Linked DNA regions of Homo sapiens: region 2 is linked to region 1. A link is an interaction called in ENCODE POLR2A ChIA-PET data of the cell type or tissue named here. Cell type or tissue: IMR-90. All regions are shown on one strand. Each heading gives the region's core, and the rest is flanking DNA. Links, peaks and the distances in the headings are about the cores only.

Region 1 (10,019 bases), core at 3,505-7,504:
CAGTCTTTACAGATTGCCTTCAGTAGAGAAAACCCTTCATCAGTCAGCTTATTCAGAGATTCTGTTCACACAATATGGTGTGATCAATGGCCAGGCTAGCCTGTTACCTGGTTTGTAGCAGTGGACTTAGAGCCTATATGTTAAGAGCCAGCCTGAAGTGAAGATTTACAGGTGCTTGAGCCTGACCTGGATGGATTCTAAGTCTTCAGATACCAGCCTGGAGTATGAGGCTGTGGGGACCTGCCTATTACTGAGTTTTACTGAGGTGGGGCTTGTGTTGGGGTAAGAGGAAAATCTGCTTCTCATTTCATTCTCCTTTCCCATGCAATAGGTATCTGAGCCATACTGCCTGGGATGAGTGAAAGAATAATGTGGGTAATGAGAAACTGTTTTTATTCCCTTCAATCAGTCTTTTCTTATTTATTTGTTACACCCAGATGCTGTAATCTTTCACTTGGTTTTCTTAGCTCTTGTGAAGGTATTATTTTGTGTTGATAGTTGTTCAAATTGATATTTTTGTAAAGTGCTGAGCACTAGACTATCCTATTCTACCACCTTGCTGACATCATTACTTATCTTGGTGTCACACAGCTCTATCAGACATCTGAGGTCCTGTTAGAGGCAGGTTTCTCATTCAGGTGAAGGTATCTGAAAAACCCTTATGCAGACTGTTGCGTGCCACTATTTTCCCTCTTCAGATGGGTTAAGGATGCCCTACTTTCAAGTCATCCTGGAGTAGCATCTGCCACAGCTGGCCCTGTCACAAATGTTCGGTGCTCCACAGGGTACACCAGCCTAGGCAGAGGCCACAGGGGAAAAGCCAAACTGCTCCTGGAAGAAGTACTTGGTAGCTTTAATTCTGGAACTATATCTATTTATCTATCTAAATACTTGGTAGCTTAATTCTGGAACTGTCCTCTACCTATTTATCTATCTATCCATCCATCATATATCTCTTTACTAAATATTAGTAATAAGATTAACTTTTATTGAATTTAATAAGCCTCTGTGCCTTTTCATAAAAATAATATTTTATATTGAAACTAAATGTATTTTAACTTGAAGAGTTTACTTTAATATCTAATAGGCACAAAGAAATTTGTTTAACTTACTTTTTAAAAATATTATCTGATTTACCAGATATCTGCATGTTCATGACCTGCTTTTCTTCTCAAATGAAAACAGCTTCATTGTATTTATTGTGACATATGTTTATTGTAAAGTTCAAACTATAAAAATATGAATAATAAAAAACTGCCTGAAGCCCACCAGTTATTAATTTATGATAGTAATAAATATCTAATAGATAGATGAGTGTGCATACACATTTATACATATTTAAAACTATAGTAGTTATATTTTGTAACCTGTTTTATACACTGTCTTTTTAATTCAAAACTGTTACATAAGACATTTAATGTCAGATGATAGAGATTTACATTGTCATTTTCAATGACCATAGAGAAATGTATTGTTTAAAATATTTAAATAAGCTGATCTTATACTTTTTCAAAATGAAACAACTTGAGAGTGAAAGGGAACCCTATTTACAGTCATCATGAAACAAGAGCCATGAACTGGAATTGTCCTAGGAAAACCAGGATACATGACTGGACTCTATTTAACCAATTCCATAATGCTGGACATTCAAATTGTTTCTAGTTCTTGAAACATTTTGAATGTGATGAATTATCTGCATGTTATCTGCAAATTTGCATGCTTATCTGATCAGCAATTTAGGAAATGTACCTGTATGTGACTTCTGAGTCAAAGGATATATAAACTAAAACATTGGTAAATGTTTCCAAAATACTTTTCAAAAGTTTATGCATATTTATACTCCCATTAAAAGTACCAGGGAGGATATTTCCCTCACTTTATCTTCAAAGTAGATAAATCAGTTTTCTTAATCTTTGCCAAATTGATAGGTAAAAAGTAATGTCTTGTTTCTAATTTTTATGTTTTGTTTTTGATTAGTAAATATTTTCTTTTTTTTTTTTTACTACTTAGTGCCAATTTTTATGTATATGGCAATGTATGAGTAATAAGGGGTTAAAAGAGAAAGAGAAAGTGTCATCTGTTCTTATACTTCACCCATTTTTCTTTCTAACATACTTTTTTTTGGTTTTCATTGATTGTAGGAATTTTTGTGTAAATGGATATTTATCCTTTTATGATGTAGTATTATAATTTTTAAGTACATAGGCTTTGGAATCAATCCAAGCTTAGTGCAAACTGTAGTGCAAGAATTACTAGCTCTAGGACTTTGAACAAGCTTACTGAGATTTATGTATCTTTCATTTGTAAAATAGGAATACAGAGTTATTGAAATGATTAAATTAAATGATGCCTATAAATGATAAAAAAACATAAAATAATAATGATAATAAAGGTAACTACTAAATTCACTGTTATCAAAATTATATTGCAGGTGTATATTTCCATTTTGTCAGTAGCACCTTAAATTTTTTAAGCTACTTACGTAATTCAAAATTTCTTGCTCTTCTTTTAAAAGTCAGTAGGATGTTCAACATTTTTCTTTACATTTTCTTACCTTAGATGTCATGTCTTATAGAGGACACCACTAATAAGAAAATCATTATCTATATTTTCTTCTGAAGACTTTATGTTATGATTTGTGCATTTTGAGTCAACTGAAATTGAATTTGCTATTGTAAGTAAGATAGAGCTACAGTTTTTTCTTTTTTTTTTGCCCTAGATGACTACCCAGTTGCCCCAGCCACTATTGAAAAGTCAGTTGCCTTTCTCATATTGAACTAACAGTTTTGTCATACACTAAGTTATATTTGAGTCTATTTCTGAACTCTCTGCCCATCAGTTTATTTACTTCTGTTCAATTGCCATACGTTCTCCGTCTCATTCTACTGCTTGTATTGCAATCTCCCTCCACACTTCCGTATGCTTTCCAACTGTACCAGACTCTAATTTCCCAAATATGTCTTCCTATATTTCACACTTTCATACCTAATACTGTCATTCAGTTTGCCTTAAGAGTGTTCTACTCCCTTCCAACACATACTTATCATGTAGCTTTTTGGCGTCTTCGAAGCTTCAGTACAAGCATCACTTCTACTAAGCAGTCTTTCCTTAGAATCTAGTCATGTTTTGTTATCCTTTTTCTGTACTCTCATGGAACCATATCAATATTTCTACCAGGATAGTTTTCACATGGTAATCCTTGATTTACACATATTGATTGTATGTCTTCTCCCCTAGAAAGTGTCCAGAGACTGTGCCTTATTCAACTTGTACCCCCAGTGCCTGAAGCATAGGAGATGTCCAATAAATATATTTCTATGAATGAGTTATTTTGGTTTATTAAATGTTGTAAAATGTTCAGTTAAAGGAAAACATGTTGTTCCCTTTAATAACTCAAAGCAGTTTCAACTAAAGGCCTGAACCACATAGTAAATTATAGAAACAAGAGAAGTGAGCAAAAGTTCCACTTGTGTTAATTTTGCTACAGTTGGAAGAAGAAGTGGGTGATTTCATGGCCAAAAGTAACATCTTTCTACTAAGGAACAAGCAAACACACACACACACACACACACACACACACACACTCGCACACATATACATACATACATATATATGTATGTGTATATATATTCATATATATGTATATATATATTCATGTATATGTGTATATATATTCATGTATATGAGTATATATATTCATATATGAGTATATATATTCATATATGTATATATATACATGTATATGAATATATACATATATGAATATATATACATGTATATGAATATATATACATATATGTATATACTCATATATATGTATATATACACATATATGTATATATACTCATGTATGTATATATACTCATATGTGTATATATACTCATATATATGTATATATACTCATATATATGTATATATACTCATATATACGTATATATACTCATATATGTGCATATATATACATATATACACATATATGAATATATATTCATATATGTGTATATATATTCATATACATATATTCATATATATGTATATATATTCATATATGTGAATATATATACACATATATGTATATATACATATATATGAATATATATACATATATGTGTATATATATTCATATATGTGTGTATATATTCATATATGTGTGTGTATATATATTCATATATGTGTGTATATATATTCATATATGTGTGTGTATATATATTCATATATGTGTGTGTATATATATTCATATATGTGTATATATATGAATGATATATGCTCAGGGGAATATATATATTCATATATACATGAATGAGATATGCTCAGGGGAAAGGAGCAGGAACAAGGTGCATCTGTCCACTATATTTTACTTTTTTGATTTTGTTAATGGCCCTGAAAACAAAATTCAGATATTGGAGCAAAGAATATGAATTTGATGAAAAATTTTATATTATTTTAACGGGGAACAAATGGAAAAATTTGTTCCCCATTAGGGAACATGGAGGGACATTTGACTTCAGAGGCATATGGCACTGTGGAGTAGTAAAAGCTCTTCTATGTCCCTGGTGATGGAATGAAGTAGACAAGACGTGAAGGGTTTTTGCGCCATAATCATTTCTCGGAATAGTGAAGCTTAGCCAAACAGAACAGAACAAAAATTAAAAAATTGTGTCTAAGTCAAAGAAGTTATAACCCAAAATTATTTCTGATTCTGAGTACATAATTCTTTTTGTTCAACAAATATTTACATTCATATTACATGCCCCAAACTGAAAATACAGCAAAGAGCACAGCAAGGTCCCTACCCTCATTGAGAATACAGAGTTACCTGTGTTTAGTCTGGTGAGGAGAAACATGTCAATGGTGGTCTAAACTAAAAGTGAGAGTAGGTAGAGGATAAATTATGTATATATTTATATTTTCCCTTGGTCTTTCTATACTATAATGAACAAGTTATTAAATGACTTGTGCTTTCATGATTACTTATTTTCCAAAAACATTTATTACTGTTTTCTTCCCATTTTATATCCCCACCCTGTACTGTACATGTCCTTTCCCTAGTAATGGCTACTGATATTATAGATCTGGCTGCTCAGAGAGACCAGGAGCCTTCTCTAAAGTGGTTCTCAAACCCTGGTGTAGATAAGAATATATTATGGGGTTTTGAAAATGGACTTCTCCTCTGAGTATTCTGATGCAGTAAGTCTGAAATGGAATTCTGTCTTCTACGGGTACCCCAAGTTGAGAACTACCACTCTGTGGAATTGAACAAGTATACTTAGTGATTGTAGATGACATCATTACTTAGAAAATGAGGTGGTGGTGTTTGAAGAAAAGAACATTTTTATTACCTCTACATTTTATATACAACATATATAATTTTGACCATCAACAGCTAGTAATAGCTATCTTCCCCAGGTAGTCAGACCTAGAAATGACTGGCGTCTAGTTCAATAGCTATATTTTAAGGTCTGATCCATCAGGGTATAAGTGGTATGCTGAGTTTTATATATGTTCCACTCTCCATCCTATTTAAAGAGCCATTAAATCATTAACAACCAAATGAATCATACCAATGATGTCATGCCTTTTCCCGCATGTGTGTATACCTTTACTGTTGCCTGACTGGCAAATCTTTCTTTCTCTCTCTCTCTCTCACACACACAACCCCCCCCCGCCAATGTGCTCACGCATACTCACTCAGGCACAAAATTATCTATCTTTAGATTTTTGTTGGACTCTTCTCTTTTGTAAAACAATCAGCATAACAACTGAAAAAAGAATTTGAAAGAAAGGAATATTTTTCTTCCTCTTCTCCTCTCTGGCTACCTCCCAGCAAACTAAGCTATGCAGTTCTGGATTCTGTCTGACACATCTTAACTACTGACATTTAGCAGATGCTTCTCGAAGAAATGGGGGAGGGTGAAGGTGAAGCAGGGGTGTGATATAAGTAATTAGACTAACGATGTCTCAATTATCAAGATGTTCCCACAGTGTCCCCTTCTGTTAGCAAATCTGGAGCAGGAAGCCTGTCTTTAGGAAAGGAAAGGTTGAGTAAAAAGATACATTAATTTGAAAGTTAGAATTTCTAAGTTTAGTATTTATACCCCCCAAAAGGGCAGATAATTGTAAACTTTGATCTATACAAGATCACTAAACTGGTAAAAATAAAGTTAGTTTATAATAGCCCCCTCATCTCCAGCCCTTTGCCATGGCTGAGAGGATAATATGATTGTCTCCACTGATGTTAATGTTAACTGATTCACCTCCTTCTTTCTCTGTGGGCCTCACTAAGTAGTTATTCTTTGGTAGAGCACAAAGAAGTCCAGATTATGCTGCTCAGGTCAAAAATTTAGTGTATTCTGTTCATTTAAGAGTAACTATACCCTCAGGGTTGGGTTGCATCACTGTAATGTAAAAATTAGTAATGTTGGCTGGGCTTTTCAACATATCACATATAAACTTGAGAGTAATTAGTTCCTTACCATTATCCACTATTTGGATTTGTAAAGAGAGAAAATAAGTACTCAGCAAGAGAGAGCAAGCATGTAAAAAGCCAAAGTGGAGGCAAAATATATTTTAAGTTCAATAATGCATGCCACTCCAGGCCTGTTCCTAGAGTCTTGCTGAATCCTTTACTTGTTGTCTAGGAAATCTTTCTATATACAAGGGCAAGATTTTGAAATGGGCAAAAGAGATTGCTGGATATCATTTCAGTGAAATGCTGAAACCTCCAAGGATTGTCTGATCCTGTAGAGGTGTCTGCCTTCATTTTATTCTGTTTTTAACTAGGCTGTTTCACAATGCTGACAAGAAGTTAACCTGTAGAAATCCAATAGCAATGCAAATGATTCCTGTCCATAGAAATCCAAATTATGTCTGGTGGAATGCAATTGATTATCAATCTGTGGATATTAAATATGAATCAGTTTTATTAGTTTTTGCATCCATTGTAAATGTTTCAGCATTTCTAATAAGACTGAGTGTGTGATACTTTGAGTGCTTTTTGAAATAGTTACAGCATCTATGATTTCTCTTATTAATTAATGAGTTAAATAAAATCTTCCAAATCTTCCATGTGTTTACATCTGTATGTCATGTTTATATGTCTTTTTAAGAATTGTCCTTTGTCGGCCGGGCGCGGTGGCTCACGCTTGTAATCCCAGCACTCTGGGAGGCCGAGGCGGGTGGATCACAAGGTCGGGAGATCGAGACCACGGTGAAACCCCGTCTCTACTAAAAATACAAAAAATTAGCCGGGCGTGGTGGTGGGCGCCTGTAGTCCCGGCTACTCGGGAGGCTGAGGCAGGAGAATGGCGTGAACCCGGGAGGCGGAGCTTGCAGTGAGCCGAGATTGCGCCACTGCACTCCAGCCTGGGGGACAGAGCAAGACTCCGTCTCAAAAAAAAAAAAAAAAAAGAATTGTCCTTTGTCATCCTTTTTGTGAATGCCACTTTAATTTAGTTAGAAGAAATTTGTTCGTTGCAGCACCAAAGGGTTCTAACTATTGCATAGAGTACCTTTCTTGCTTGCTTTTTTTGTCTGTTTTTTTTTTTTTTAACTAAGACAATCTACTTGACAAAACAAACCATCATGAGAAGGAGGTTTTGACACTTTAAGCTTAGAATAAATTGAAGTGTGTCTATAAAAACATGAAATATTCTTTTTGAAAGTACCATATAAATGCTAGTGCCTATTGCTAATGAACAGAATTGAATGGTATTAAGAGAAAAGTTATTAAGCTTCAGTGATACTCCTTCATATTGTGTGTAACCACCACAGGTATTGCTTTCTTTTTTTAAGTCAATGATTTTGAGTTTCATTGTCTTTAAATAGTACTGGAGACTGCAAAATTCTAATTTTTGATGACTTCTTCTCCAGCATTTTTTATTCATGTTCAAACCTCCTGTTATAACATTACCTAGTGACAGAACTATTATGATTTCTAAGATTGTAGTTTATTTCATTTTATCTTGGTTTTGGTGCCTTAGTTTCCAAAGTAAATTATCTAAAAGACTTCACTCCAAGAAGTGTTACAGATGCTGTCATGCATTGTACTATGTGTCCATTTTGTTAGTTTCAAAGTCTGACTTCTCCTGACCTCATCCTAAGATTATGTGCTCTATTCCATTTACAGTCCCATAGTCCCATAACTGCTGGATGTAATGAGTATAATTCCAGCAATCTGGCAGTGCCACAGTAGAAAGCATTGATGGGTCTGAATTTGATTCATGAAGGCTCTAGAGACTGTTGTTTTGGCATTTTAAGATCAAAACACCTCTTAAGACAGATGATTCTTCCTTCTCTGAAATTGAGGGCAGAGTCTGGAATGGAATCAGTGAAGTTCAACATAAATGAAATGTAACACATTTTAATTAATAGTATTACCAGGCAAACTTTTTAAAGAGAGTAGCAAGACAAGTTCATAGAGCAATGCATTTTCCTTGTGTCTTTTTATCAAGTGTCGACCTCTGTGGTAGTGAGAATTCTAAAATGCACCCTAAATTCTCATCTGAACATACATGCCAGGTATAATCTTCTCGGTTTCACTGTTGTTGGGACCAATGAACATAACAGGATACCAGGTCATTGATTAGGCTATTAATCAGTTGGCTTTGAGCTAATCAAAAGGGAGATTGTCCTGGGTGGGCCTAACCTGATCAGGTAACCCTTTTAAAAGAAGGTCACACACTGGAATCTCTCTCCCACTCCTTTGGAAGAAAACAAATGTGGTGAACTGCCTCTGGTGAGCTCCATTTGGCTAAGACCTGAGGCAGCTTCTAGGACCTGAGGGCACTCCTTGGCTGACAGCAAGAAAACAGGGCTTCCGTCCTACAGCCACAAGAAATTGAATTCTGCCAGCAACATACCTGAGTTGGAAGAGCACCTTGAACTCCAGATGAAAATGCAGTCCTACCAACATGTCGATTTCAACCTTGTGAGGCCTTGAGCAGGGGACTCAGTTATGTGTGCCCTGCCTTCTGACCTACCAAAACTGTAAGATAATAGATGGGTGTTGTTATAAGCCAGTGAGTTTGGGCTAACTTTTTACACAGCAAGAGAAAACTAATGCAACCACTCTTCAGAAGTGGTCATTACAGACAAGGATATGTTGGTGTAAACTCAGGTTTCCTCAGGAAACAATATGTAGGGGCCCTTCAGAGAGAATCCACGGGAAGCCAATTCAGTGGAGTGGAACACAGCTTGTTAAGGATGCCCTGAGGAATTTGAACACAGATGCATTCTCTAGTTTGGCAAGGTGAGTCTCCCCTGAAGTGGAGCTTCTCATGCACGCAAAACTGGGAGAGGAACCATTTTCTTCCCACAATTTCTTGTGGGCTGCTCCTTTTGTAAAATACAATAAACATAAATGAATACAAAATATAAAACTTTTTTAAAAGGACATTCAAAATATAAACTCCAATTTTTTGTCATTCAACAGATACAGATTTACTCTGTGAAGTTGCCATGCCACATTCCAAATGCTTACTCTCCATGTTGGCACTTATCTCCTTTGAGACCAGTTACGAACAGCAGACCAACCCAATATGTGAATCGCATTCTAAGGAGCACTGCTTGGAGAGGCACCAAATTCCACCAATGCCCTCTCTGCTTCTATGCGTGGAATGTACATCTAGCATTCAGCAAAGATAACTTGCTATGTTCAGAGAGGACCATGCCTAATTATAGGTATTTTCTATTTTGGAGCTAGCTGGTCATTTTTTAGTTCAGTGTAGATACTCCCCACACTTGCAATCAAAAATATAAATGGTAGCTCCAACTCCACTTTTTAATAGCCATGTGATCCTATAAAGTTATTTATGCTTCCCAAACCTCCTTTTTTTCTTCTTTGTAAAATGGCAATAATATCAGTAACATATCTCTTATGGTTGTGAAGATTAATGAGGTAGCAGGTATGCATGTGTTTTGTAAGCTGTTAAGCACTTTATACATGCATGAATTAATAGTATTTCTATTCTTAGAGTTTCCCTCAATAACTCATTCCAGCATGCTCTGCACAGAGGTTGGGA
Region 2 (10,019 bases), core at 3,414-7,413, 120 kb after region 1:
TGTTCCTGCATTGCACATGTGGTGCATGTGGCAGACAGGGCAAGTAAATTAATGTAGATGCAGGTAATTTACTTTTTATTTCAAAGGTTGCCAGACAAAGAAGGAAGGACTATCTGTCACATTGAGATCTTTGTCAATGAACTGGTTCCATTGAAGGGATGGTTGTCCTGGAAGCTGGCAGATTTTAAGGAAGAAAAGGAAAGTAAAATGGATATTTGGTAATAAAATGGTCAGAATGATGGACTGTGGAGGAAACATCTGGATACCTACTACTGACTTCCCTCTTACTGAGAGAAAACTGGAGTTTTATCTGCTTACATTTGTGGAATTATAGATATATTTGTATGTATGTGTGTATCTCTGTGTGTATAATATCATATATATTAAATTTACCTTTTAATTTTGAAATGATTTTAGATTATTATTGTTTTAGGAGATAATACAGACAGACTCCATGTATCTTTTACCTAGTTTCCTTCAATGATGATATCTTATAAAACTATAGCACAATATAACAACCACACTATTGACATTGATACAGTGACGGTGAAACATTTAAAGGTTCACAAGGATCCCTCATGTTGTCCCCATTTAGCTGCAGTCATTTCTTTCCCTCTTTCATCTCCTTAATCCCTGACAGCACTAATCTTGTCTCCATTTCTTTTTTGTTTGTTTGTTTTTGTTTTTGAGAAAAGAGGTTTAATTGGTTCATGATTCCACAGGCTGTACAGGCTTCTGCTTCTGGGGAGGCCTCAGGAAACTTACAATCATGGTGGAAGGGGAAAGTGAAGCGGGCACGTCTTATGTGGCCAGAGCAGGAGGAAGAGAGGGCAAAGTGGGCGGTGCTACACAGTTTTAAGCAACCAAATCTCCTGAGAACTCACTTTCTTGAGAACAGCAAAGGGGAAGTCTGTCCCCATGATCCAATTACCTCCCACCAGAACCCTCCTCCAACATTGGGGATTACAATTCGACATGAGATTTGGGTTGGGACACATTTCTATAGTTTTAGCAATGTTATGCATATAACCTTTTGGGATTGAATTTTTTTCATTCACTATAATTCCCCGGGGAATCATCCAAGCTGTTGTATATTTCAGTAGTTTATTATTTGTACTGCTAAATAGTACACCATGATATGACATACCAGAGTTTGTTCAACCATTCACTTGTTCATCTGAGTTGTTTCCAATTTGGGGCTATTACAAACAAAAGTGGTATAAACATTCATGGATGAGATTTTTGTGTGAACATAAGTCTTAATTTCCCTGGGATAAACTCAGGAGTACAAATTGCTGGGTTGGATAGTAAATACGTGGTTGGTTTTTAAGACACTGCCAATCTGTTTTCCAGAGTGACTGTACTATTTTGCATTCCCATTAATAATGTCTGAGTGATCTAATTTCCCTACATCCTGGCCAGCATTTGGTGCTGTTTATGTATGTATTAGCCATTGTCATTAGTGTGTTGTGATATTTCACTGTGGTTCTCATTTTTATTTCCCTGATGGCTAATACTTATTTGATGTCAGTGTATCTTCTCTTGTGAAATGTCTGTTCATGTCTTATGCTCATTTTCTAATTCGATTGCTTGCTTTTTTTATTGTGGAGGTTTGAAAGCGCTTCAAATATTCTGTATACTATTTTTGCAAATATTTTCTCACTGTTCATATCTTCTCTTTTCATCTTGTCCACAGTCTTGCGGAGAGCAACGGTTTTTAATTTTTATGAAATCTCATTTATCAGTTTTTCCTTTTATGGCTCATGCTTTCGATGTCAAATCTAAGGACACTCTTTCTAGCCTTAGAAATCAAGTATTTTTTGTTTTTTTTTCCCTAAAAGTTTTGTAAATTTATACTTACTTTTAACTTTATAATGCATTTGAATTATATTTTGTATAAGGTATGAGGCTTAGGTTGAAGTTCACATTTTTGTTGTAGATGTCTAATTGCTCTAGCATCATTTGGTGAAAAGGCTATTTTCCTTCTTTTTTAAATGTTTGGTAGAATTTTCCAGTGAAACCATCTCGCCTGGTGACTTTTTGGGGGGCTATTAGTTTTAAATTATTAATTCAATTTTCTTAATTGTTATGGAGCTATTCAAATTATTTACTTCACATTGGATGAGTTGTGATTATTTGTATTTTCAAGGAGGTGACCTGTTTTATCAAAGTTGTCCATTTTATACATGCATAATTTTTTGTAGCATTCTGTAATCATCCTTTGGGTTATTTGCAGGATGTATAGTGATATATGCTGTTTAACTTCTGAGATCAGGAATTAGTATATTCGCTCTTTATATTCCTTTGTTCATCTTTCTAAAGGTTTGCCAATTTTATTAGTGTTTTCATACAAGCAGCTCTTTCATTTTTTTTTAAAGTAATTTTCGCTTTTACCATTTTATTGCAAATTTTCAAATTTCTCATGAAAACAGAAATACAAACAAGTTCATCAGCAGTCTGGAAATAACTCGTACATGTAGTGAAATTACAAATTGTCCTTTTAAAGAAATGCAATAATTATCCATATAAAATGGAATATCTTTATTGCCTTAAATTACGTTTTATTAATAATAAGAATATAAACTTTTCTATATCAAATAGTCTTTAATTTATATTTCTGTTTTTGGAGGGCCACCATTTCATATATTCTGCCAATTGTTTATGAAGTTTATCTCTTTGCTGTTGATCTGCAAAAGCTGTTTATATATTAAGGACATTAATATTTTTCATTGCGTACATTGCAATTAATTTCTAGTCTGGCTTTATTGTTGTTAAAGGAAGTTTTGTAACAAATTTTTTAAAAAGTTTTCAAAAACAAACATAAAAATCTTTTTTTTTCTTTATGATTTCTGCTTGGATATCAAGGCCTCTTTTTTTTTTTTTTTTTTTTTTTGACTGAGTCTTGCTCCGTCACCCAGGCTGGATGCAGTGGCACGATCTTGGCTCTCTGCAGCCTCCACCTCCCAGGTTCAAGTGATTTTCCTGCCTCAGCTTTCCAAGTAGCTGGGACTACAGGTGTGCACCACCACGCCTGGCTAATTTTTGTATTTTTAGTAGAGACAGGGTTTCACCATGTTGGCCAGGATGATCTTGATCTCTTGACCTCGTGATCTTCCTGCCTCTGCCTCCCACAGTGCTGGGATTACAGGCATGAGCCACGGTGTCTGGCCATTTTTTTTTTTTTTAAAATAATCTCATCTCTTTAAAAAGCAATTCCCCTTTTTATGTGATCTATCATTTGTGTCTGACCCTTTCCCAAAGAGTAACTTTCTTTTTTGTTTTTAACTTTTATTTTAGGTTCAGGGGTACATGTGCAGGTTTGCTGTATAGGTAAATTGTGTGTCATGGGGGTTTGGTGAACAGATATTTCATCACCCAGGTAATAAGCATAGTACCTGATAGGTAGTTTCATGATCCTCACCCTCCTCCCACCCTCCACCCTCAAGTAGGCCCTAGTGTCTATTTTTCCCTTCTTTGTGTCCATGTTTCCTTAATGTTTGTCTCCCACTTATAAGTGAGAACATTCAGTATTTGATTTTCTCTTCCTGCATTAGTTTGCCTAGGATAATGACCTCCAGCTGCATTCATGTTGCTGCAAAGGATATGATTTCATTCTTTTTTATGACCACATAGTGTTGCATGGTGTATACGTTGTACCTCAGTTTCTTTATCCAATCCACCATTGATGGGCATCTAAGTTGATTCCATATCTGTGCTATTGTGAATAGTGCTGCAATGAACATACAAGTACACATGTCTTTTTGGTAGAACAATTTACTTTCCTCTGTGTGCTTACCCAGTAATGGGATTGCTGAGTTCAATGGTAGTTCTATTTTAAGTTCTTTTTTTTTTTTTTTTTTTTTTTTTGACAGGGTGTTGGTGTCCCTCTGTTGCCCAGGCTGGAGTGCAGTGGCAAGACTGGCTCACTGCAACCTCCACCTCCTGGGATCAAGCGATCCTCCCATCTCATCCTCCAGGAGCTGGGACTAAAGGTACATGCCACCATGCCCCGCTACTTCTGTGAGAAATCTCCATACTGCTTTCCACAGTAGCTGAACTAATTTACATTCACACGAGCAGTGTATAAACATTCTTTATTCTCTGCAACCCCACAAGCATCTGTATTTTTTTGACTTTTTAATAGCCATTCTGACTGGTGTGAGATGGTATTTCATTGTGGTTTTGATTTGGATGTCTCCAGTGATTAGTGATGTTGAGCATTTTCATATGCTTGCTGGCTGCGCATATGTCTTCTTTAAAAACTATCTATTTGTGTCATTTGCCCACCTTTTAATGAGGTTGTTTTTTTGCTTGTTAATGTGTTTAAGTTCCTTATAGAATCTGGCTATTAGACCTTTGTCAAATGCATGGTTTGCAAATATTTTCTCCCATTCTGGTGGTTGTCTGTTTACTCTGTTGATAGTTTATTTTGCAGTTCAGAAACTCTTTAGTTTAATTAGGTCCCATATGCGAATTTTTGTTGCAATGTTGTTTGGGGTCTTCATGAAATCTCTGCCATGGCCTATGCCCAGAATGGTATTTCCAAGATTATCTTCCAGAGTCTCTATACATTTACATTTTACATTTAAAAAGCTTAAGTTTCTAAAGTGTTTTTCTCAAATGTATGATATTAAAAAGGGAGGCAGATAATAATAGTCACTCAATTCATGAGATATTCTGTAATTGGTAGTGTCTGTAAAGATCTTTATCTCTTCTTGATTTAAGTGGACATTTTAATGTGTTTTTAAGCCTCTAAACTTTGAGCATTTCTGACCAAATGAAATAACATACAAAATGAAACACATTATTATATTTGATTCAGAAAGAAACTTATAATTCACACTTTTGTTGATGAGGAGACCAGGACAGAAGAAGCAAGAGGTAGGGATAATCAAAATATCAGAATACTTAAGTTTGTCTCACAGATAACTGGCATCTAAATAATGTAAGAGTCTTCACCAAACTTAGGAAATATTTCCAAATGTTCCAAAAGAGTAAGATGATCTTACTTGCCTTCAGATAAAGAGAATAAATATGCCCCTGCCTAGTACAAGAACTAGTTCTGTTGCTTATATAATGCAATAACTTCAAATTCTCAAAATCTGAATTTCTTAGTGATTCTAATGATTTTCATAGTTATGTTTATCTTTCCAATCAAAAGAGCTCAATTTTAGAACAGTGGTAAATATTTTAGAGATTTGGAGTGTTGATTCATGTTTTCTTTCATTTTGTTCATTGCTACTTATCATTTATGTAGAGCAAATGTGTTCTTTGTCTTCGTTTTGGGAAGATATGTTAATCTTGAGTTCAGATTATAATAATGAGTAAATATTTCAAAACCGTCTTCTAAATAACCACTGTGACACTTTGTTTAAAATCATCTTTATGTATATCCACTTGGCTTCAGCTACACAGTCTATGTGATGGAAAAAACTTTTGGATCTTCCCTGTGCAGTACTGGATCTCAAAACCCCAGAATAGAGCCAGATAAATCACTTTCACTCCATAAATATTTTCTGAATAAATGATTTTATGAACAAATGAAAGAATTTGTAGTAATTGGCTCCTGGTTGGTTTGGTCAAACCATCAAATTAAGTCGTAACTCTAAAATAGATGTCTAATTTTCTATTGTCCTCTGAATTCTCAATCCTTGTGCTCGTCCTGATATTCTGGCTTTTGAATCCATCGCTTCAGAATTGGAGTCCTAAATTACCTTTTAAACATTTCATGGAAATTAAAGAATCTTATGCTTTCTACTTTCATAAACAATACTTGTTTATTACCTAAGGACATAGTAGGTAACAATCCATTCAGAATCGATGCATTGAGGAAAGTTTAATAAAGGCGCTATGTACAGAGGTGAGGATGGTGTTTAGGAAATCCATACAAAAGAGAACAGTGCAAGATGCTGGGGCTAGTAACAGAGAAGTGCCATTACCACCCTTCAGCCTGAAAGGCCAAGGGAGGGAGAAGTTACTGGACCTAGATTGCAGGCCACTTGGTTGGCCTCTTGTAGGAGGACACAGCCAAGTTGTGGTGGGTGACCTCAACTAAAAACTAGAAGATAAGTTTTAGTTATGGCTAAGAAGCATATTAATGCGATGCATACAGGTCAGCTTCCCAAAATCCACAGAGCAGGATGGAGAATGTAGTGGACCAGAAGGGGCTGGAGAAAGATACTCAGCATGGCTTGATACATAATGTTGGAATCCAGATGTAAGGACTCTGCCTAATGACCGATGATAAAGTATTTTATTGTGCTTCCTACGCTAAGCCAGCCGCTTACCTGAACAGATCTCTCTCTATTGCTCCCTTCAATTGTCTGTTCTAGCTCTATGTCATTCACTAATGGGAACTCCGTAATTTGCTACAGTCCTTAGCTCTAGCCTATCTCTTCAATCTGACTTTTTCTTGCAGGTCTGATTTTCCTTTGAATCAAAAAATTGTTACTGACTCTTGAGACAGTTCATGTGAGAAATATGATTAGAGCTCTTGGAAGTGAATAAATAAAATTGAAAACACTGCTTTTCTATAGGAAACATCAGCTTTCATATTCAGTAATTTAATTTGAAAACCTCAAGCAGCTTCATCAGAATTTATCCTAAAATATTTCTAAAGATGACTTTGATTTGCTCACCCTCCTCCCTCCACCACATACACAAAATAGAAGGAAAGAATTTAATTTTAGCAAGTTGGATTCTATCTAACATATCAGATCTTGATTATTCATAAATTATTTTGAAAAGTGAATATAGTAGCCATTTGAATGGGCATGCTATTTTGAAGTAAATAAAAAAAAAAACTAAAACCACTGGATCTCATGGCTGGCCCCAACCAACCCCATGGAAAAAATGTAGCCAACTAGTCTGGACTGACATGACCCCAAGTAGCATTTGTTTACCTTGGAACAATATTCTGAAGTTATCTGAGAGTAACCCTGGAAAGACTTGACTTATAAACTCCACCTCATTAGGGTTGGAAGATACAATAACCTCTACTATAAGCACATATCAACTCTATTTTTGGTCCCTTAATCTTCTACTGCCTGAGTGTGCGCTTTTAAATTGAGAGAACAAGCCAGGCATAGTGGCACGTGCCTATAGTCTCAGCTACTTGGGAGGCTGAGGCAGGAGGATCACATGAGCCCAAGAGTTTGAGACCAGTCTGGGCAACATAGTGAGACAATGTCTCTAAAATTAAAATTAAATAAATGCGAGAGAACAATTTGTTTCCTTATGTGCAGGAAATCAAAGTGATATAGGCCAAGTCATTTAACTTCTAAATCAAATATCCCTTATCTGAAAAAAGTGATAATAGTGTCCACCTTATAGGGTAGGTATAAGGATTAGCTTGGGTGAAATGTGTGATGTTCACTGTATAAATTGGTAGGCACTTTGTGAAGGGGCATTTTGTTCCACTAACAATGGTTTCTATGGTTTTGCTTGAGATTAATAAGAATAGTTCTGTTTAAAGACTAATGTCAAAGTATCTGACCATCTAATAGAAATTTCAAGAAGCTCTATAACTGTAAGAGGCTCAGGAGGGTTTAAAGAGGGGGGAAACTCAGGCCTAGACTTAAGTTGCCTCTGTGGGCCCAAGAAGCAGAGCTCCCTGGTCAAGTCTCCAAAGTGGAAGTTTCCTTTAATGTAGGATTGAGAGCTGGGCAAACACTTCTCACTGGGGACTGCAGGTCTTGGGGATAAAGGACAGGGCATTGGTGGAAAAGAAGGGCTGGGAGAAGAGACCCTTTTTGCTGTGTCCCCAAGCCGGCCTTGCCCTCAAATTCTGCAGGCCCCGAGCTCTCTCAGACACCTGTTATATTTATGGACCAGACAATGGGGGAGCATCAAGCACAGCCTGTCTGGGTGTAGCTTCTTCAGCTATCTGGCTGCACCATAGAAACTGGGCATTTCAGGAGGCATCACTTGGGTCACCCTGAAAATCCCCTGGGGGGTTGCAATCCTGGAAAATATTTCAACTAGCTGCTTGAGCTGGATGTACAAAGAAATTAGCAATAAAATAATGCTGTAATGTTGTATGATACTTCAACTGTACAATAATATTGTCACTTATCATAAATGTACCATGGTTTTATTAACAATAAAACCATAAATAGAAATAACAATGAAAAGAAATCTATTAATGAGGTATTAATATAGGAATATATACTGTACATATATATTGCATTATATAAGTATATTATATATTATATATGTAAATATACATTACATATACATATATATTATACATATATAGATATATACATATTCCCCAGAGGTTTAGACCGAGGAAACCAGGTCAAGCTGCTTCTCAGGTGCTTGCTGTATAATTAACCACTTTTAGATTTGAGTCTTGGCTATTCCACATGCATCTGTGACCTTGGGCAATTACTTGATCTCAGAGAGCTTCCAGTTCCTCATCTATAAAATAAGTACAAAAATTTCTCATATGATTAACACCAGATCTAAAAAAATACCTGGAATGTAAAATGAGCTAGAACAGTGTAAGATATGAATAACCTTATTACTGTAATTTACGTGACTATTTAAGCAAAACGCTAAAATGATTTGAGCAATGTCTCAAAAGAAAAGAATAATTATATTCTATCTGGAGTGTTTCATAGTTAATTCCCTTTATTGAGGAAATGGTCTGGAGTTTCCAGAAGTCTCACTTATTTCAGAAAAGCACCGGCTGGGTTTACAGGACACTTAGGACTCTGCAAAGTGAAGGCTAAAAGCTCTGAAATCTTTGGTCTCTATTTCAGTTTTCCATGACAGTAAGTGTTACACATATACAACTTTGAGTACTCCTCTTTGTCAGGCACTCTGCTAGGAGCTTTTCAAACTCTAATTACTTCTAATCCTCAAATTAGTGCTTGTATAAATATATATATAATTTATAGCAATACTATGTATATATAGATATTGACTGTCTTTACATATGAAGAAATTAAATAACTTTCTCAAATTTAGATATCTAGAAAGTAAGGAAAAAATGTTAGTGAGAGAAGAGTGATCATGTATAAAGCACTGTCTTAGGTGAACAAATGTAGATGTGGTCTTTGAATTTTCAAAGCGTATATTCTATAGGTGGAGACAAAAATTTAGTCAAATGATCTCTCATGCATAAATAAAATTTCAGCTATGAAAATTGCTATGGGGGCTATAGTAGGGGATTTGATGTAGTTAGAACACTCAGGGAGGTATACCAGAAAGTCTCATCCTGGATCTGAGATGCAAAGGGTACTTAGGAGCTATCCAGGTAATGATGGGTGAGGAGAGCTTTCCAGGCAAAGTATGATTAAGTGCATGTGCAAAGGTCCTTTAGCAGGGGGTGCATGATGAGGACAGGTGTGGCTTGTGCCAATGTGGCAAGCGCTATGCAATCACATGGGAGTGTGGTGAGAGGTGAGGATGGAGAGGAAGGAGGGGCTATGCCTTGAAGTGCTCCTAGGCCAGATAAAGGATTCTGGACTTTGGCAAAGGAGGGAATCACCCACAGATCTGAAGCAGATTTGCCTTCTGAAAAGACTGCTCTGGTTTCAGTATAGAAGACATATGGGATGGGGTCAGAGCTGATGTGGTAAAATCAGTTAGGCTACCTGTGCTGTGTAGAGGTATTAGTGGAAATGGGAGAAGTTCATAGATTTAACAGATTTGATATTTATGAGGTAAAATTGGGAGGACTGGAGGTATAATTAGAGGTGAAAGTCAAAGGTAGTGCTTTGGTTTCCATTTTGTGCAACTGAGTAGAAGATGGGTTAGGAAATAGCAGAATGGGGCCACTTTTGAGGGTGAAATCAGGAAGGTAGCCTTGAACATGTTGAGGTTGAGAAAGGTGTGAGAAATCCATGAGGGGTGCTCAGGTGGGTAGACAATAGTCTATACAGTGCTGGTGTTCAATGGAGAAGCCTGGAATGGAGGTAAGATTTATGTTCTGTCACATTTAAGATGATAATAAAAGCTGAGGTTATAGATAAGATCAGATCAGAATAGAATAATGAAATGAGACAGAGGCC

What was found. ChIA-PET counts read pairs that join two places held together with the same protein. Peaks named below come from ENCODE experiments on the same cell type or tissue, not always from the same donor. Only the 100,000 strongest peaks of a DNase experiment are listed, where the experiment ranks them.
Region 2: POLR2A ChIA-PET joins it to region 1 with 15 read pairs; 1 of 35 experiments calls an interaction of 5 or more read pairs at or near these places.

Annotation. Positions count from the first base shown.
Region 1 is chr7:137,147,106-137,157,124 of GRCh38, reverse strand. The region is part of intron 1 of LOC349160 (a long non-coding RNA gene); the gene reads left to right. Among named protein-coding and RNA genes, the nearest start is that of PTN, 190 kb to the left of the region's middle. In IMR-90, for the core only: no CTCF peak of the experiment used is centred there; a DNase peak (open chromatin) is centred at 5,584; H3K27ac peaks cover 1,903 bases.
Region 2 is chr7:137,026,767-137,036,785 of GRCh38, reverse strand. It overlaps LOC349160 (a long non-coding RNA gene), which reads left to right. Exons shown (of 4, transcript NR_046103.1): 2 at 3,873-3,992. Among named protein-coding and RNA genes, the nearest start is that of MIR490, 130 kb to the right of the region's middle. In IMR-90, for the core only: no CTCF peak of the experiment used is centred there; no DNase peak of the experiment used is centred there; H3K27ac peaks cover 159 bases.